2 separate regions of the Homo sapiens genome follow, and region 1 is linked to region 2. A link is a loop called in an ENCODE intact Hi-C map of the cell type or tissue named here. Cell type or tissue: dorsolateral prefrontal cortex. All regions are shown on one strand. Links, peaks and the distances in the headings refer to the core of each region. The heading gives the core; the rest is flanking DNA.

Region 1 (12,427 bases), core at 1,834-9,833, 260 kb after region 2:
CGTGCCACTGTACTCCAGCCCAGGGGACAGAATGAGACTCTGTTTTCTTTTCTTTTCTTTTCTTTTCTTTCTTTTTTTTTTTTTTTTTTGAGACGGAGTCTTGCTCTGTCACCCAGGCTGGATTACAATGGTGCGATCTTGGCTCACTGCAACCTCTGCCTCCCGGGTTCAAGCGATTCTCCTGCCTCAGCCTCCCATGTAGCTGCAATTACAGGTGCACACCACCACTCCCGGCCAATTTGTTTTGTATTTTTAGTAGAGACAGGGTTTCACCATTTTGGTCAAGCTGGTCTTGAACTCCTGACCTTGTGATCCACTCACCTCAGCCTCCTAAAGTGCTGGGATTACAGGCGTGAGCCACTGCCCCCGGCCTGTTTTCTATTAAATAAATAAATAAATTTTAAAATATATTATGGGGTTCGAATGAGCTATAGACCTGGGTTTGTTTGTTTGTTTGTTTGTTTGTTTTTGTTTTTTGAGACAGAGTCTTGCTCCTCGCCCAGGCTGGAGTGGAATGGCACAATCTTGGCTCACTGCAACCTCTGCCTCTTGCATTCAAACGATTCTTCTGCCTCAGCCTCCTGAGTAGCTGAGATTACAGGTGCCTGCCACACACCTGGCTAATTTTTGTATTTTGAGTAGAGACGGGGTTTCGCCATGTTGGCCAGGCTGGTTTCAAACTCCTGACCTCGTGATCTGCTCCCCTCAGCCTCCCAAAGTGCTGGGCTTACAAGTGTGAACCACCAAGCCCAGCCTCAGACCTAGTTTTGTTTTGTTTGTTTTGTTTTGTGTTGTTTTGTTTTGTTTTTTTGAGATGGCGTCTCTCTCTGTTGCCCAGGCCAGAGTGCAATGGTGGTTATCTTGGCTCACTGCCACCTCTGCCTCCTAGGCTCAAGGAGTCCTCTTGCCTCAGCCTCTGGAGTAGCTGGGACTACAGGCAAGCACCACCATACCTGGCTGATGTTGGTATTTTTAGTAGACGCAGGGTTTCATCATGTTGGCCAGGCTGGTCTCAAACTCCTGACAAGTGATCCACCTGCTTCAGCCTCCGAAAGTGCTGGGGATTACAGGAGCAAGCCTCTGTGCCTGGCCTATAGACCTGGTTTCGTATCCCAGCTTTATTACTCACTAGCTGTACTCTGCCTGGTTATATTCATCTTTCTAAATTCATTTATTATGGAAAGTGTAGTATGTATTTAGAAAGCTCATGGCTTTATTACTCTTAATAAATCTGTAGGTACCTTGCCAATGGGTGCAGAAACAAACATATGACTTTAGAAATTTAAAGATAGTTTTCTGGGTAATGACCGATATGGGTAGATAAGTGAAGTTCACTAACTTACTGCTTGGGAACAGCTGAAACAACAGTAAGTATAACCACAAGTAGAGCCAGAGGAGAAAGGTCCTGGCAGGGTGGCGGTGACTAGTATTATTTTTTTATATCTTCTGGGATTTTTGAAGATTGAAGGGGATCTTCAAAATAAATTGCAAATAGCAAAGAAGTTGGTGCTTGACTGGAGATGGTTTTCAGATTGAGCAGTAGATTGCTTTATCTTCTGTTTGAATTGATAACTTTGAATTGATAACTTAAGGCAGTGGTCTTGTGATGGCTGGACACAGCTTACAAAATATTATTTTAATGCAGTGTGATTTCAAGATTAGTCAAATGGGAGGCAATAAAGTCTGCAGGAAATGATAACCTTTGAGTGTGGGAGTAGATGTAATTTTGTTAAGCAGCGCTTGCCATGGCACAGAGGTCCCAGGACTCCTGGAATCCCATTTTTGACTACTTCCTTCCTTGCAAGGAGAAAGAAAATGCACGGTTTTAGCTTTGTACGTTTGTTTTTATCTCATGATTTTTTTTTCAATCACAGACCTAGATTAAGGACGTAAAATTGAGGTTAATGGCTACCTCCTTTAGAATTAAAATGAAATCGGAAATTCAGAAGTTTTTGAAAACAAGAAAAGAGAGCTAGAAATACCAAACTTTAGCAAAGCAAGAAAAGCGTACCTGTGGATTTTTCTTAAGTTTAAGAAATAGGAAATAGATAATGACTTTTTTTCAGCTGTTTTTTTTTTTTCCAAATATATTTTTTTAAACTCAGGTGAGTTATGCATATCTGAAAATGAAAGAAGGCTTGTTTCTAAAGAGGCTTGGAGCAAACTGCAGCAGTACTTTCCAAAGGCTCCTGAGTTTCCAAGTTACAAAGAGTGCTGTTCACAGTGCAAGGTACTGAACGCTACTGACATCTGGGGAAATGGCATGCCACCTCCCTGGGTTGACTTCCCAGGGGAATTAACACTGTACTTCTGACGGGGGTGTAGGGAGGAGGCAGGTCATGTGCTGTCAGCAGGAGACAGTTGATTGCTTCATTCTCTTTCAGATTTTAGAAAGAGAAGGGGAAGAAAATGAAGCCTTACATAAGATGATTGCAAACGAGCAAAAGACTTCTCTCCCAAATTTGTTCCAGGATAAAAACAGACCGTGTCTCAGTAACTGGCCAGAGGTATAATGATTCCCACAAAAGAAAGAATGCATCTTTTCTTTTTAAAGCCCTTGCCAAATTCCCAGTGAGCTATTTCAGAACAACCCAGAACTTCTCATATTCTCATTTGTTTAGTTATCTAACCAGGGGATTTACTCCAGCCTGCTATTTTTTGGTAGAGGACTGTGTTTTCATTTTATTTATAAAACTTGAATAAGGACAACCAAAGTATATTATAAGGAATTTGTGTTAAGCAGGCGGTGAATTGACGGATACTGTTTTGTGATTTTTGTGTTCTAGGATACGGATGTCCTCTACATCGTGTCTCAGTTCTTTGTAGAAGAGTGGCGGAAATTTGTTAGGTAGAAACAAAATATGTTTTATTTCCTTTATTGTTACTGATTTGGTTGACTCTGGTATTTTTTAAGATATCGTGGATTCTGTTTGTTGTACCCTTCCTTCATGGTTACTTTCACCAGCATACACTGAAAGCTTTCTTTTCTATTAATTAAATGAATAAGCCTAAGAAACACATTGAATTACTAATATTTTCTTAAATATATCTCTGATTTTGAAATAATTATTTTAAAATCTTCTCTTTCGTCATGCAGTAATTAGGTATATTTCTCCTCCTTGTCTCATTTGAGTAGAAAGCCTACAAGATGCAGCCCTGTGTCATCAGTTGGGAACAGTGCTCTTTTGTGTCCCCACGGGGGCCTCATGTTTACATTTGCTTCCATGACCAAAGAAGATTCTAAACTGTGAGTTCCTTCTCTTCATGTGATTTTTTTTTCTTCTTTTCTCTTTTTGATGATTAATAAAATATGTTTAGGAAATTTCTCATCTGACATAGTCTGTTTTAAGAATTTAGTCCTTTGCTGAATTGTGGGGTTTTTTTTTCCCCTTTTAAAAGAGAAGAAGACTGCTTCTCCAGGAAAGACAAGAGGCTGCCCGAGGCTATTTGTCTTTTTGCTCTTTCCTTGTCCCTCTTGAAGACAACACAGCCACCCTTTCTCTTCCCCCGCTGCTGGTGACCAGTGCTGAGACCTCTTTTCCAGAATCACAGAATCAACATGGTCTTGGTTATAGGTTTTGTTCTGCCATGGCCAGGCTTCAGACAATTAAAGGAGGAGGCTAGCAGGGTGGCAGAGCAAAGCCACTGCACTGGTCATCTGGAATTCTAGGGTCTTAGAACCCAAATTTTATTCCATGCTTCAAGTACTTCCAGAGGTGTTCATCTGTGAATTTCTCCCGATTTTACCAAAAATCGTGATATACGAGAAGGTAGAATGCTTCCAACATTGTCAGAAAATCAGGAAAAGGAAATTGGAACACATAAATAAAAATGCCCTTGGGGTTAAGCTAGAGTTTTATTATTCATATTTCAGTACTTTAACATCATTTAAGGGAGTTCAAAGTTTATATATTCTCTACATTTTCTCCCTCCTCTTTCTCTCCCTCCCTCTCTGCATCCCGCCTTCCCTGTTGCTCTCTCACTCTCGCTGTGCATCTCTCTTCTCTTTCCTCCCTCCCTTTCTTCCTGTCGTTGTTATTGCAAATGTCAGACTTCCAGGAAAATACACCAGTAAGCAAATGTGTGTTACCATTCAGTTTAAAAGTTAAATGGTTCAAATATGATTAAAGGCCCCACAGTGCTTATCCTTCTGTTGCTACTTCTCTTTCTCCCACCCTTCCTCTCACACTAACCACTGTACTGAATTTAGAGTTTATCTGTCTCAGAAAGTATTCTGTAAAAAAAAAAAATGCACGCACATAATGTCTTGCATATTTAAAACTTTTTATATAAATGGCACCATACTGTATTTATACTTCTGCAACTAACTTATTTTACTCAATTATGTTTTTGAGATCTAACCATGTTGATTCATGTAATTTCAGTCCATTTAGTTTCGCTGCTGTGGTAACATTCCTTTGTATGAAAAACTATTCTTTGTTGATGATACGTATCTTTTCTCTCTAATTCCTTTGGATTAAATGTTAGTGTTAATGGTTTTGGTTTAGCAGACTAATGGATTATGTTAATTCTCTTAATTTCCATGTGTCTTAAGGCATGTTGTGTTTTTTTTTTGCACAGTATAGCTCTCATATGGCCCAGTGAGTGGCAAATGATACAAAAGCTCTTTGTTGTGGATCATGTAATTAAAATCACGAGAATTGAAGTGGGAGATGTAAACCCTTCAGAAACACAGTATATTTCTGAGCCCAGTAAGTTTTCATATTGCTTTCGGTTTCTATAGTTAAGAGCTGACATTTTAAGAAGAAAGGGTGTGTCAGTGTTGTCTGCTTAAAGTTAAAGATCATGCGGCGGTCCCAACTCCCTAGGTGGAAACTCTCATTATAATCATCCCATTATTTGTACGTTTATTTATGGACAGTAAATGGATTTCCTTATCATTTGCATGTAATAGAATATAGTGGTTAATAGAAAATATTATTAAGAGTTTGGGCCAGCACACTAGCTCATACCTATAATCCTAATACTTTGAGAGACTAGGGTGGAAGGATTGCTTAAGGCCAGGAGTTTCAGACCAGCCTGAGCAACATAACAAGACCTTCTCTCTACAAAATAATAAAAATGTAGCACATATCTGTAGTCTTGAGCTACTCGCTGAGAGGCTGAGTCAGGAGCATGGCTTGAGCCCAGAAGCTTGAGGCTACAGTGAGCTATGTTCATACCACTGTACCCCAGCCTGGGTGACACAGCAAAACCTTGTCTCAAAAAAAGAAAATGTTACTAAGAGTTTAATGAATATTCACTAGTAACTTTGACATATGTTTTTAGATCTTTGATTCTTTAACAATGATTCCTCAGCCACTTCTGTTTTCCCTTTTTTTTTTTCCCCCAAAGAACTCTGTCCAGAATGCAGAGAAGGCTTATTGTGTCAGCAGCAGAGGGACCTGCGTGAATACACTCAAGCCACCATCTATGTCCATAAAGTTGTGGATAATAAAAAGGTACTGGTCCCTCTTGTGGCAATGACTAGTAATGATCAAGCGTGCTCTTTGGCTTGATTTGCTGTTGTATTTGCACTGAGGGTCTGCCTAGGACTGCATTTTTGTTCCTTCAGAGCTGTTTGGCATCAGAATTGAAATTGGACAATAATTGAAAATGAACAGTTATGTGATTATATGAGAATTTAGTTTGTTATTAATTGATGCATAGATATTTACTGAATGTCAGCTGTGTTCCAGGAATGGTCCAGGTGCTGGGGATACAGTGATAAAGAAGGCAGGTATAATACCTTCTCTCAAAATTATAGGCACCTAGTGAGGAAGATCAGGAATAAAGTATAAATTCATATGATTTCACACAGAAATGATTGTTTTGAAGGAACTTTAGCAGGGTCAAGTGGAGGTTAGTGTGAGACAGGGAGTAGACAGGAGAGGCGTCTTGGAGAAGTTGTTTTTACCCAAGCCCTCACTGTCAGGGATGCAGCCTGGGAAGTGTTTTCCAGACAAAGGAAACAAAGGTCAAAAGGATAAGCCTAATGTGCTTATGCAACAGAGTGAAAACCATTGCACCTAGAACAGTGCTGTCCAATAGAGCTTCCTGTGGTGATAGACAGGTTCTAGGTTCTGTATCTGTGCTGCGCACTGCAGTAGTCACTGGCCATGTGTGGCTGTGGAGCATTCGATGTGGCTAGCGTGACTGAGGAATTTAGTTTTAGTTGATTTAAAATTAAATAGCTACATGTGGCTAATGGCTACCCTAGTGGCTATTGCTGGTCTAGAATGAAATTTATTCCAAGAAGGGATCATGATATGGAATGAACGACCATACACTATCAGGTTTTATACATCATACCAAGGATTTGGGTTTATTCCCAGTGTAGATATAAGCCCCTGGAGAGTTTCAAGCAAGGTCATGATATGATCTGATTTATAGTTTAAAAAAAATCACCCTGGCTATAGTGTTTGGAATTGCTGTGAGGGCATAACAGAAATAAGAGAGGTCAGTTAGAGCCTCTTCCATTGACCTGCAAGGATAGGTGAAATTGATTGGATATGTTTGGGAAGTGGAGGTGTTAATACTTGCTTGGATTGGATTTCCAAGCATTTTTATTATATTAGGGATGGCTCTTGGGTAGATCCTGACCCATATCTCTAGATATCTTATTAATTTATTTAATTCCATGCTTTCTGGGATTAAAGACAAAATGGAATACATTTTATTTGATGCTTGTTTCCAAACACATTTTTTAGAAGGGTAACTTATAATTATGCCCTGGAGGCCAAGGGTTCTGCTTTACAAGCTAAATAAACTAAGGCCTTCATTTCCTAATTTGCCGAGAAAATGAAGTTAATGAGTATAAATGTCTCTGTTTCTCCCTGTAAAATTTTCTTAAATCTTTTGTTCTCTGGTATAAAATATTATCCAATTTAGATGTAGTTTCATTATTCAGTTTAATAAGAGTATTTCATAGTGTTTGCAAGAGAGCGCTTCTTCCATCTTTCGTTTTCTCAATTCTTAAAGAGCATGTAACTCCTGCCACTTGAATAGTTTGAGAACTTGAAAAGGCTTGGCAATCAGTGTGCTCGGGAAGGTGTCAAGCACCTTCGAACTTCTGCAAAATAACATCATTGTACAAGACTGATAATAATAACTGCTCTGCAGAGACCTCTTAAATGTATGGTGAGCACATTAAATACTACAAGAATAAGTCATAGGGTAAAAAACTAACATGTTAAAAGAGCATAGAAAACCGTGAAGGCTTGATTCTTGATCCACTCTCCAGTCTATAATCCCACCATGATAAAGGTGTTCCTCGTCTTGATAAAGGTTGCCGGTCCCAGCCCCCACATCCTCCATAGCCTGCCTTCCTAGGGTCTGACCTACTTCTCTTTGTTGTCCTGGCACATTCAGGTGATGAAGGATTCGGCTCCGGAACTGAATGTGAGTAGTTCTGAAACAGAGGAGGACAAGGAAGAAGCTAAACCAGATGGAGAAAAAGATCCAGATTTTAATCAAGTATGTGTTGAAGCTGCTTTTCATTGTTATACTTTCTGCTGTTCTTATAGAGCAGCCACTCGAAGCCCCTGGCCATGTCTCTGTACCCTGTATGGGATATTGGTTCTTTTTTTTTCTTTTTTTTTTTTTTTTGAGATGGAGTCTCGCACTGTTGCCTGTGCTGGAGTGCAATGGCACTATCTCAGCTCACCACAATGTCCGCCTCCTGGGTTTAAATGATTCTCCTGCCCCAGCCTCCTAAGTAGCTGGGATTATAGGCGCCCACCACCACACCCGGCTAATTTTTTATATTTTTAGTAGAGACGGGGTTTCACTGTGTTGGCCAGGCTGGTCTCGAACTCCTGACCTCGTGATCCGCCCACCGCAGCCTCCCAAAGTGCTGAGATTACAGGCAGGAGCCACCGCACCCGGCCTTTTTTTTTTTTTTTTTTTTGAGATGGATCCTAGCCTTGTCAACCAGGCTGGAGTACAGTGGCACAATCTCGGCTCGCTGCAACCTCCACCTCCCAGGTTCAAGTGATTCTCCTGCCTCAGCCTCCCAAGTAGCTGGGATTACAGGCATGCGCCACCACTCCTGGCTAATTTTTTGTATCTTTAATGGAGACGGGGTTTCACCTAGGCTGGTCTTGAACTCCTGATGTCATGATCCTCCCGCCTTGGCCTTCCAAAGTGCTGGGATTATAGGCGTGAGCCACCGCATCCGGCCCATAAATTGTCTTTTGAGAACAGGAAATCGTGGGAATATGGTTGATGTAGGTGGAGATAAGTTTCAGCTTCTCAAAAAGTCAGACCCCCACATTGGAGGATATTTTGTACTTTAAACTCATGGATTTTCTACTCAAAGTTTTATTTTTAACAGATGAGATGTTTGTTTTCTTTCTTTACTACTAAAATAGTGTAGTGAAATTGTGGATGGTGTTCTCCCTGAAAGAATGAAAGTGTTACAATAGCCATCTGCAATATCTGTGACAGGGCAGAGGTATCTGGGCTTGTTGGCCTGTCTGCATGTTGATACTGTTACTTCATTTTTAACATTGATTGAGAGAGTCTGAAAAGCCGTCTTGATTTGAATCTTGGTGTGCCCAAAATAAATGTTACTTGTGGTTTCCCAACCGGTGTAAAGGGATGTCAGCATTTGTTTTCCGTGGCTTATTGGCGCTCATAAAATAACCTCAAAACACCTGTGAAGAAGCAAAATCATGCAGTTTGTGACAGTGATCAGCCACTCTTTAAGTTGTCCTTCCCAGTCTGTATTTCAGTCAGTCAACACTGGAGGGCCCTTTGCTTCAGTGCTAACCAAATCTGTACACTTGATGAGAATGCAGGTTTTCAGTTTAAAGGGGATATTTTTCTATAGTAAGTGATGCCCTTATTAAACTCTGTGTGCATATATACATCTTGTGCTCCTTGGCATAAGGAACAGGGTAAAGAAGGGCAGCAAAGTCATGTCTGCAAACGCTTGTGGAGACATATTAGTTGACTCTACTAATATGTCTCCACAAGCGTTTGCAGACATGACTTTGCTGCCGCCCTTTACCCTGTTGTCAACTCTGTTTTCATGTCCCCATCTCTGTGGCGGGGACATCTCTGTGGTCTATACAAGCCATCTTTCGAGCCACATTTGTGCAAACTCGATTGTGTGCTTTTCAGTTGATATATTAAAAGTGTGTGTGTGTGTGTGTGGCCAGGCGCAGTGGCTCACGCCTGTAATTCCAGCATTTTGGAAGGCCGAGGCGGGTGGATCACTTGAGGTTAAGAGTTCGACACCAGCCTGGCCAACATAGTGAAACCCGTCTCTACTAAAAATACAAAAAAAATTAGCCGGGCGTGGTGGCGGGCACTTGTAGTCCCAGCTACTCAGGAGGCTGAGGCAGAAGAATGGCATGAACCCAGGAGGCAGAACTTGCAGTGAGCTGAGATCACGCCACTGCACTCCAGCCTGGGTGACAGAGCGAGACTCCGTCTCAAAAATAAATAAATAAATAAAAATACAAAAATTAGGCCAGGCACGGTGGCTCATGCCTGTAATTCCAGCACTTTGGGAGGCTGAGGCGGGCAGATCACGAGGTCAGGAGATTGAGACCATCCTGGCTAACACAGTGAAACCCTGTCTCTACTAAAAATACAAAAAATTAGCCGGGCGTGGTGGCGGGCACCTGTAGTCCCAGCTACTCGAGAGGCTGAGGCAGGAGAATGGCGTGAACCCAGGAGGCGGAGCTTGCGGTGAGCCGTGATCTCGCCACTGCACTCCAGCCTGGGCGGCAGAGCAAGACTCAGCCTCAAAAAAAAAAAAAAAAAAAAAAAATTAGGTGTGGTGGTGTGGGCCTGTAATCCCAGGTACTGGGGAGGCTGAGGTATGAGAATTGCTTCAACCTGGGAGGTGGAGGTTGCAGTGAGCCGAGATTGTGCCACTGCACTCCAGCTTGGGCGACAGAGCAAGACTCTGTGCATGTACATGCATTTGGGTGTATGGGTGTACATATCCATCCCGATTCAGGACTCCATTCTCTTTTGTCTGTTTGGCTGGCAGTACCGTATGTTTTAGTTATTATCACTTGGTAGTATGGCTTAATAATCAGTTGGGAATCAAATTTTTTTATTTTGAGACCAAGTATTGCTCTGTCGTCCAGGCTGGAGTGCAGTGGTGCCATCTCGGCTCACTGCAAGCTCCGCCTCCGAGGTTCAAGCCATTCTCCTGCCTCAGGCTCCCCAGTAACGGGGACTACAGGCGCCCGCCACCACGCCCAGCTAATTTTTTGTATTTTTTAGTAGAGACGGGGTTTCACCGTGATATCCAGGATGGGGGAATCAAATCTTTTATTGCCTGCTGTCACTAATTATCTGTTCTCTGGTTAACTTTGTAAATTAGTTTGTTAAACTTGACACAATGTTCTTACTGTCTTTAGTTTGTTATTTTAAGCTTTGCTTTTCACCCTAAGAGTTATTTAGAAACTATCTACATTTTCAAGTGATTTAGATTTTAGAAAGCTAACTTTTTTTTGGTGGTCTAGTTTTATTCATTGTGGTCATGACCACAGCAATTTTTTCAAAGTGTATGTGGAATCACTCTCCTTAGTTGTGGATGACAACAGATTTCACGTTTATAAATATGATAGAGAATGTTGGGGAACATTGCTTTTTATACTGTAATTATTTTTTATACTTTATAATTTTCTTCTGTCTTCCTTTTCCTTCTTTGGATATTGTAATACTCTAAAATGTTTTACATTTTGCTTTCTCACAAAAAATTTTTGGCTCACAAAAAATCTCAAGTGTAACCTTCCTCTTTGGAAAAGAATAGATAGTCCCTGAAAAATGTTCAGCATTTTCAAAATGTCACCCTCCTCATCACATATCTCAGTACAAAGATAGCTTCTGTAATTGCTGCTTTAAATCCCTGTAATAAAAAATGATGCATTTCTGCTTGTCCTTAGTGGAGATAAACAAATCCCTTTTCCTCTTTTCTCTAAGCTAGATCAACCCAACTCCTTTGACTTCATCTAAAAATTTAGGTTAATAATATACTCGGTATTGGGTATCACTTAGGTAATTGAAAGCCTTCTAAAACCAGTGGGCTGGGTTTTTTTGTCAGTTAAGTTGGATTTAAATTCTCCAGATTAAGAAAGAAATAATTCCAGGAAAAGCCTTTAGATCCATTTAAAATCAGAGTTATTAAAAAATCTGTCTTGCTTGATGCTCAGGGTTTTGGTTTTTGGTTGTGTTTTGTACTTCTAAAATAAAATTATATGTTGATGTAGTTATTTTTCTTTATATTCCTGATTGTAGAATTTGGGTTCAATTTGACCTTTTCTTTTCTTTCTTTTTTTTTTTTTTTGAGATGGAGTCTTGCCCTGTTGCCCAGGCTGGAGTGCAGTGGTGCAATCTCAGCTCACTGCAAGCTCTGCCTCCCGGGTTCACGCCATTCTCCTGCCTCAGCCTCCCAAGTAGCTGGGACTACAGGCGCCCACCACCAAGCCCGGCTAATTTTTTGTATTTTTAGTAGAGACGGGGTTTCACCATGTTAGCCAGGATGGTCTCAATCTCCTGACCTTGTGATCCGCCCACCTTGGCCTCCCAAAGTGCTGGGATTACAGGCATGAGCCACCACGCCTGGCCTGACCTTTTCTTTCAACAGTCGAGACTGAGAAAAATGTTTCATCGGGTTTCATTTTTTTTTTTTCTTTTTAACTCACATGTGCACTTAACTTTTTCTCGTGAATCTTAGAATCACTCAGTTGCCTATGTAGATTCAGGGCTAGAGCTAAACTATCCTCAGGCAGTGTCTCGCCAGTGGTCGGCACCCTGAACAAATGCTCTTCTGTGTTTGGGTCTTGATCACCTTCTGCTTTGTAAACTGTGGAGCCCATGAGTAATGAGTATGTGGCATCTGTGTCTATAATGACCGTTAAACCACTTTGCTTATACACGGCTGACATTCAGTGACGACTGTGGAAACCAGAGCCAGGGCCTTGAGGTTACCTCATCCAGATTTAATTAAACCAGGGGAAAAGATTTTCTTAAAAATCCTGCTTCTTTTATTCCCTGGCCTGGTTAGCAGAAGAATCTCCCCTGCGCCTCTCACTCACCCCCCATCCCCCACCGCCCCCACCGGCCACCACCACCACCTTTGGTACAAAAAGCAAAAGAATCTTGATCATTAACCTCTGATCATTAACCTCTTGATGAGGGATTTATAGGAGTACTGTAGAGGACATTTGGTCCTCATCTATTTTTTTCTTGACTGGTACCGCATGTATCATGCACACCCAGGGGCATCCTTTTTACAGCACCTTTAGGTAGTCATGGCCATCATGACATTTCCCCTCTAAAAATAAAGACAGTGTCCTACCTAATACTAATAATGTGCTCATAAATAAGAAAACTAACGAAAACTCCCTAATGTCCTCTAATACCCATACTCAGATATGTCTTGAACAGTTTTTTCCTCTCA
Region 2 (8,469 bases), core at 1-8,000:
CAGTGGCTCACACCTGTAATCCTAGCACTTTGGGAGGCTGAGGTAGGTGGATCACTTGAGCCTGGGAGTTCAAGACCAGCCTGGGCAATGGGGTGAAACCCCATCTCTACAAAAAAATACAAAAATTAGCTGGGCATGGTAGCATGCACCTGTAGTCCCAGCTACTTGGGAGGTTGAGGTGCGAGGATCACTTGAGCCCGGGAGGTCAAGGCTGCAGTGAGCAGTGATGGGGCCACTGTACTCCAGCCGGACAACAGAGCGAGACTGCGTAGAAAAAAAATTTTTTTAAAGAAATTCAGAAGTATTTGGCTTTGAAAAATAAATGAACAAATACAATTTCTTTTCTTTTCTTCTTCTTTTTTTTTTTTTTTTTTTGGAGAGGAGGTCCTTTCTGTTGTGCAGGCTGGAGTGCAGTGGTGCAATCTCAGCTCACTGCAACCTCCGCCTCCCAGGTTGAAGCAATTCTTCCACCTCAGCCTCCTGAGTAGCTGGGATTACGGGCATGCGCCACCATGCTCAGCTAATTTTTTGTATTTTTATTAGAGATGGGATTTCGCCATGTTGGCCAGTCTGGTCTCGAACTCCTGACCTCAAGTGACCCACCTGCCTCAGCCTCCCAAAGTGCTGGGATTACAGGCATGAGTCACAGTGCCCAGCCATAAATACAATAACCTTTTTAAAGGAAAATTTAGTACTTTGTTGATTTAAAGAAAATTATCCTTGGTATTTTAGTGTGGAAATACATCAAAGCATGACTGTAACTGTCTCAAAAGCGGATATTGTGATGTGGTATCAGGACACCTGGACATCCTGCCATCATAGGAGTTTGCCTTGCAGGAATTACTAAACCGCTTCCTTCGCCAGAAACATCTCATGGCCGTGAGTTGTGACTGGCTAGGAGCGTGTCTTGTTAGTTTGAAGATGCAGTTCATTTTATTATTTTATTATTTTATTTTATTTTTTGGGACAGAGTGTCACTCTGTCACCCAAGCAGGAGTGTAGTGGCATGATCTCAGCTCACTGCAAACTCTGCCTCTCAGGTTCAAGCGATTCTCCTGCCTCAGCCTTCCGAGTAGCTAGAATTACAGGCGCCCGCCACCACACCCGACTAATTTTTGTATTTTTAGTAGAGAGGGCATTTCTGCATGTTGGCCAGGCTGGTCTCGACCTCCTGACCTCAGATGATCCACCCGCCTTGGCCTCCCAAAGTGCTGAGATTATAGGCGTGAGCCACTGCACCCAGCCACAGCTTATTTTAAAATGGTGTCAGCCTGACTCTCTTATTCTCTGTTTCCCTAACAGTGTCACCGTGGACCCGGGCTCTTGCCATCTTTGCACTCTGCCAACCTCAGTGTGTTGCCCGCCCCGGGCTGCCTCCTTCATCTCCCAGGAGAAGACTCTGAGGCAGGATTCGAGCGCAAGTGATTTATGTGGGAGGAGATCCCAAGAAGCATGTGTAGGGGAGTGGGGAAGTGAGACAGGGAGGAGAGGGAAGCCAGAACAGGGGACGTTCATGGACAACTGGCACCAGATCCCACTAGGGAGCTCAGAGTCAAAGCCTCAGAGCTGCTCCATCTGAGGTGAGAATGCTGCCCATGCGCCTCCATGCATGTACTCAGTGAACACCTAGTGTGCGCAGGTAAGGACTACTCACACGCACTTCTCCATAGCACCAGAGCATGCCTGTAGGCAGATAGCCTGTTGCATGGCAAGAGTGACATCATCATGAAATGAAACTGCCATGATGACCGATGTCTGACTCCAGCATACCACAGTGTTTTGCAGCAATTTTATTACTTTTTTAAGACAAAGTCTCGCTCTGTCACCCAGGCTGGAATGCAGTGGTGCAATCACTGCAGCCTTGACCCCCCCAGACTCAAGTGATCCTCCCACCTTAGCCTCCCGAGTAGCTGGGACTATAGACACACACCATCACACCTGGCTAATTAAAGAAAAAAAAAATTTGAGGCCAGGCACAGTGGCTCACGCCTGTAATCCCAGCACTTTAGGAGGCCGAGGCAGGCAGATCACCTGAGGTTGGGAGTTCGAGACCAGCCTGGCCAACATGGAGAAACTCCGTCTCTACTAAAAATACAAAATTAGCTGGGCATGGTGGCATATGCCTGCAATCCCAGCTACTTGGGAGGCTGAAGCGGGAGAATCACTTGAACCCTGGAGGCAGAGGTTGCAGTGAGCTGAGATCGCGCCATTGCACTCCAGTCTGGGCAACAAGAGCAAAACTCTGTCTCAAAAAAAAAAAAAAATTTGTACATACAGGGTGTTACTGTCACATAGTGCTGGGATTTAGGCATGAGTCACCTGCCTGACCAGCAAGTTCTTAAATTCTGCAGCAAGTTCTTAAGACAATGGCTGTAGCATAGATAACCCTTCATAAAAACGCTAATCACGATGCTGGGACGGTGGCTCACGCCTGTAATCCCAGCACTTTGGGAGGCCGAGGTGGGCAGATCATGAGATCAGGAGATCGAGACCATCCTGGCTAACACGGTGAAACCCCGACTCTACTAAAAATACAAAAAAATTAGCCGGGCATGGTGGTGGGCGCCTGTAGTCCCAGCTACTCGGGAGGCTGAGGCAGGAGAATGGCGTGAATCTGGGAGGCAGAGCTTGTAGTGAGCTAAGATCACGCCACTGCACTCTAGCCTGAGCAACAGAGCGAGACTCTGTCTCAAAAAAAAAAAAACGCTAATCACGGCCGGGGCGTTGTCTCTCACACCTGTAATCCCAGCACTTTGGTAGGCTGAGGCAGGTGGATCCTGAGGTCAAGAGATCGAGACCATCCTGGCCAACATGATGAAACCCCGTCTCCACTAAAAATACAAAATTAGCCAGGCATGGTTGTGGGCACCTGTAATCCCAGCTACTCGGGAGGCTGAGGCAGGAGAATCGCTTGAACCCGGGAGGCAGAGGTTGCAGTGAGCCGAGATTGTGTCACTGCACTCCAGCCTGGTGACAGAGTGAGATTCCATCTCAAAAAAAAAAAAAAAATGCTAATCTGGACTCCCCAGTGGTCAAGAGCTTCAGAATATCTGAGGCATGACCAGCTGCACATGTCTTTACCCTAAAAGCTTGCTATAAAAATAATGTTTTCTGGAAGGTAGGTGCAGGGGTGCACCATCTTGCAATTGCTTGACGGTGTCGCTATGGATAGATCTCAAAAGCACTTTATTGAGTAAATGAATTTGCAACTTCTGTTTGCAAGTCCCTATTTTCTTTCTGATAAACTGCACTTGTCAGCCTCTTTCTTTGGCCTCTCAGCTCCCTCGGTCTTTGGTGGTGGTTTGCATAGGCCTGCTCACCGCAGGACAATGATACACAAGCACAAACTCAGAATGTGCACCCAGGCACCCCCGTGTACAGACCCCTCCCGTGTACAGCACTGGTGCACACACATCCATGATGCACACACACATTCCAGAGCACCCATCCCGTCCCCCCTTCCCAGTACAACAAACATACATCTGTCACTGCTTCTTACTCTGGCCTTTGGCTTGGGCCTGACAAAGCCTAGGGCATTAGGCCGGGCACAGTGGCTCACACCTGTCATCCCAGCACTTTGGGAGGCTGAGATGGGTGGATCACTTTTGAGACCTGCCTAGCCAATATGGTGAAACCCCATCTCTGCTAAAAAATACAAAAATTAGCCAGGCATGGTGGCACACACCTGTAGTCCCAGCTACTGGGGAGGCTGAAGCAGGAGAATCACTTGAACCCGGGAGGCGGAGGTTGCAGTGAGCCAAGATGGAGCCACTGCACTCCAGCCTGAGCAACAGAGTGAGATTGGTCTCAAAAAAAAAACCAAACAACAACAAACAAAAGGGTAGGGCACTAAACATTTATGACAAGGACTGCACTCTTAGAAACTCCTAGAATGGAACTGCTGGCAGAAGTTGCAGTGCACCAGGAGTTTGTGGGGAGCCAGGGCAGCACCTTCCTAGGGTCACACTTGGACTCTCCAGCCTAGGATGCAACATCCCAAGTTACCAGCAAGGGGCGCCCGAGAGCCATGATTGCCTCCAGGTGTTTTCTAGGAAGTTGCTAGGTGTGAGGGTGTGTTTGTCTCTGGGTGCGTCTGAGGGACAGGGCAGATCTCAGAGCCTCCTCTTAGGGGTTGAGTTGAGTGTGGTGGACGCACTCACCACCAATTCTGGGGACTGCCTCACTCAGGTTCCAATGCCCTGGCACAGAGCTGGTGCTCAGTTTGTGTTAGATGAGTGGATGAATTAACAAGTGAATGAATGGATGACTGGGGAATGAGGAGATAGGACAGAACTCAAGAGAAAGAAGGTAAAAAGAGAAGGATGGACCCCAGAGATCAGAGGGGAGCTGGAAGAAAGAGAAATGCAGGGAATGGCAGGGAGGAGTCAAGGGGTCGATGAGTGATTTGGGGGCAGGGGCTCAGTCGGCCAGCCTCCAAGCCTTGGCCCAAATGTCTCCCTCCCAGATGCCTCCCACTGCTGCCCTCTTCAATATTCATCTTTCTAGGCTGGTTGGGACTGTCACCTCCCCCAGGAAGCCCTCCCTGAGCACCTCTCCGTTGGGACCCGTCCTTCCTGCCTTTGTGCTTCCACAGCTCTGCGGCATCGTACCAGGGACCCTCTGCTCTGGTTGAAATGTGGGAAGTTGTATCAGACAGACGTAGATTTGGTTTGAATTCCTGTTCAACCATAATTGTGTGATCTTTTTCAAGACACCTAACCTCTCTCTGTGTTTTTTTTTTTTTTTTTTTTTTTTGAGACGGAGTCTCGCTCTGTCACCCAGGCTGTAGTGCAGTGGCACAATCTCAGTTCACTGCAACCTCTGCCTCCCAGGTTCAAGCGATTCTCCTGCCTCAGCCTCCCAAGTAGCTGAGATTACAGATATGCACCACCATGCCCAGCTAATTTTTGTATTTTTATTAGAGATGGGGGTGTCACCATGTTGGCCAGGCTGGTCTCGAACTCCTGGCCTCAAGTGATCCACCTACCTCAGTCTCCCAAAGTGCTGGGATTACACGTGTGAGCCACTGCACCCAGACTGAGACGCTTAACCTCTCTGTGCCTCAGTTTCTTCACCTAGGGTAACACCAATAGCTCCCTCACAAGGTTTCTGTGAGAATTCAAGGAGATAAAGCACTGAACACTGGGCTTGGCCCATAGGAAACACTGAACACAGGGCAGCAATGATTGCTTTCCTGTCCCAGAGAGTCCCAATCTTAAGTGCTCCGTCCCATTGTCAAGTCGTTTGCTGTAGTTTGGGCTCATAACATATTGTCATCAGAGCCTGTAGTGAATACCCCGGCTCAATGAATATGTGCTCCCTGATAACACTCATCTGTAATTCATTTTTTTTTGACATGTATGAGAATATTCATTTCAGTGTTGCTTGAAATAATGAAACATAATTGGAAACAACTTAAAAGTATGCATATTGACAGGAGAATGGATGAATTGGGTATATATAGAATGCAATGTTAAGCAGTGAAAATGATTAAATTAGAGTCATATGTGTCGCTATGGATAGATCTCAGAAGCATTTTATTGAGTAAAAAAGCAAATTACAGAATAATGCATTCAGTATAATGTCATAGTATGTAAAACATTTGAATCCATGCAGACCAATGCTATGCCATATACAGCAATGTGTAGGAATAGAATAAATACACGTAGCAAAGATAATCAGAGATTAGATGGTGCCACCCTCCAAGAAGAAGGGGTGTGAAGTTGGCCAGGGCTTCAGCTGTATCTGGAAGCTTAACTTGTTTTGAGTTCCTTGAATATGGTAAAGGAAGAGAATTCATGTGAGACCTTCTCTATTTTAATCCCTAAGCGTGAAATAGGATGAAGCAACTGAGGCTCAGGGAGGCGTGGCAAAGTGCCCATGCTTTCCCAGACACTGAGAAGTAGAGGTGGGAACTGAACCCAGAGCTCCTGACCCCAGCACCTTCCCTGCCAGGGCAGGCTGCTTGGAACTGCTGGTGGTGGTTTCAGAGGCAAAGACTGTCCCCAAGTTGCTACAGCAGAGCAGCTCTGCCAGGCTGAGCAAGAAGGGTGGGCTTTTTGGTCCACTGGGTCCAGGCAGGGCTCAGCCCATGCCCGGTAGGAGCTTGGGTCCAGGCCAAGCCCAAGGAAGGTTTCCGGCCTTAAGGTCTGTTTCCTGGCACTCTCCTGGTGGAGTCAGAGGTCAGGGCTGGAGCCAGGCTTGGGCAGGGTCTCCACTGCAGGAAGTGGAGGCCTCTGAGCCTCTGAGCCTCCAATCCAGTTACCCTTTACTCCTGCCACCTCCCTCACCTCTCAGGGCATCCAGGGGCACAGGCAGGAGGAGGTGCATGAGTGGGCACCAGTCTCAAGGAGATCCAAGGCTTCCTGTTCCTGTCCAGGAACCCCAAACCCTTCAGGGGCAGAGGTGTTCTGAGACACAGGCTGGCAATCATTCATCTGTCCTCTCCTCCTTCCATGAACCCACAAAGTGCCAGGGCCTGTACCAGGCTCTGGGGAGACAGCCCCTACCCTCTAGGGCCTCAGTGGCTGGTGGGAGGAGATTTGATATGTAAATAAACAGACATCTAGTAGATAACACTTGTGTGGATTGAAGTCAATGAAAATTATCTAATTAAGTATGAGCTCTGGAAAGGCCAGTAGAGACTGGCTAGTGTGGCCCAGAGAAAGGCTGGGACTTGTCAATGTCATAGAGTGGTTCAACGGCATAGCACTGACAATAGAACCCAGGACTCCAGACGCAAGCCAGGGCTCTTTCTGCTGCATCCTACCCCTGCATTTTCTATTCAAGTGTATCACTGTGAAAAAATTCAAGTGAACAGAAAAATTTATTTTGTTTTGTTTTGTTTTTTTTATTTGAGATGGAGTCTTGCTCTGTCGCCCAGGCTGGAGTGCAGTGGCGCGATCTCGGCTCACTCACTGCAAGCTCCGCCTCCTGGGTTCACGCCATTCTCCTGCCTCAGCCTCCCAATAGCTGAGACTACAGGCGCCCGCCACCACGCCCGGCTAATTTTTTGTATTTTTAGTAGAGACGAGGTTTCACCATGTTAGCCAGGATGGTCTCAATCTCCTGACCTTGTGATCCGCCCACCTTGGCCTCCCAAAGTGCTGGGATTACAGGCGTGAGCCACCACGTCCGGCCGTGAACAGAAAAATTTAAACAGAACCGTGCCTCTTGGGAAGCCACCAGCAGGCTTTGTCACATCCTCTCAGTGATCATGGCTGGTGCCTTCCCACTCTGAACAAGATGCTCTCCTTGTTTCCTGGGACACATTTCATTTTGCGGGTAGGAACTTCTTTCATTAATTTTATTACTATTATTTTTTTTTTCTCACCCAGGCTGGAGTGCAGTGGTGCGATCTCAGCTCACTGCAGCCTCTGTCTCCCGGGTTCAAGTGATTCTCCTGTCTCAGTCTCCCAAGAAGCTGTGACTACAGGCACGCACAACCACACCCAGCTAATTTCGTATTTTTAGTAGAGACGGGGTTTCTCCATGTTGGCCAGGCTGGTCTCGAATTCCTGACCTCAGGCGATCCGCCTGCCTTGGCCTCCCAAAGTGCTGGGATTACAGGCGTGAGCAACCACGGCTGGTCTTCTTTCATCAATTTTAATTTTAATTTTAATTTTTGTAAAGTACTGTTTTTTGTTTGTTTGTTTAAGACAGAGTCTCACTCTGTCACCCAGGCTGGAGTGCAGTTGTGCAATCTTGGCTCATTGCAACCTCTGCCTCCCAGGTTCAAGTGATTCTCATGCCTCAGCCTCCTGAGTAGCTGCAATTACTTGCGGGCACCACCACACCCCGCTAATTTTTGTAATTTTTAGTAGAGACAGGGTTTCGCCATGTTGGCCAAGCTGGTCTCAAACTCCTGACCTCAAGTGATCTGCCCACCACAGCCTCCCAAAGTGCTGGGATTACAGGCCTGAGCCACTGTGCCCAGCCTAAAAGAATTGCTTTTTTAAAAAAATTTTTGTGGAGACAAGGTCTCGCTCTGTTGCTCAGGCTGGAGTGCCGTGGTGCAATCATGGCTCACTTGCAGCTTTGAACCCCTGGGCTCAAGCGATCCTCCTGCCTCAGTCTCCCAGGGGAAATGGTTTTACCTCACAATGTTATTGAAAGGCAGTGCTTGTCTAAAGCATCCTCCCGCCTTGGCCTCCCAAAGTGCTAGGATTACAGGCAATGGCCACTGCATCCAGCCTCAGCCTCCCGAAGTGCTGGGATTACAGGCATGGGCCACCGCATCCTGCCATGGCCTCCTGAAATGCTGGGATTACAGGCATGGGCCACCGCATCCTGCCATGGCCTCCTGAAATGCTGGGATTACAGGCATGGGCCACCGTGCCCGGCCTAGAGCTTCTTTAAGTGGAGGCTGGGAGGTGTTTTCTGACACCAACCACTTTTTCATCTATTTGACATCAACTGGGTATGCAACAATTCAATTCATTTCTGACACTGTCTACCTGACTTTAGCAT

Evidence for each region. Hi-C counts contacts between places; a loop is a spot of excess contacts. Peaks named below come from ENCODE experiments on the same cell type or tissue, not always from the same donor. Only the 100,000 strongest peaks of a DNase experiment are listed, where the experiment ranks them.
Region 1: a loop joins it to region 2, with 3 times the contacts of the local background. A loop is called at or near these places in 24 of 110 quality-filtered maps.

Annotation. Positions count from the first base shown.
Region 1 is chr1:21,696,547-21,708,973 of GRCh38, reverse strand. USP48 (ubiquitin specific peptidase 48) reads left to right here. Exons shown (of 27, transcript NM_032236.8): 16 at 2,106-2,230; 17 at 2,385-2,507; 18 at 2,787-2,848; 19 at 3,137-3,247; 20 at 4,582-4,712; 21 at 5,356-5,462; 22 at 7,372-7,476. Among named protein-coding and RNA genes, the nearest start is that of RAP1GAP, 33 kb to the right of the region's middle. In dorsolateral prefrontal cortex, for the core only: a CTCF peak has its summit at 5,457 (motif pointing left); DNase peaks (open chromatin) are centred at 2,283 and 3,183; H3K4me3 peaks cover 3,486 bases; H3K27ac peaks cover 3,724 bases.
Region 2 is chr1:21,959,703-21,968,171 of GRCh38, reverse strand. No RefSeq gene overlaps it. Among named protein-coding and RNA genes, the nearest start is that of CELA3B, 13 kb to the left of the region's middle. RefSeq lists a silencer at 3,861-4,128 and an enhancer at 5,613-6,276. In dorsolateral prefrontal cortex, for the core only: CTCF peaks have their summits at 3,807 and 4,010 (motif pointing right); a DNase peak (open chromatin) is centred at 4,021.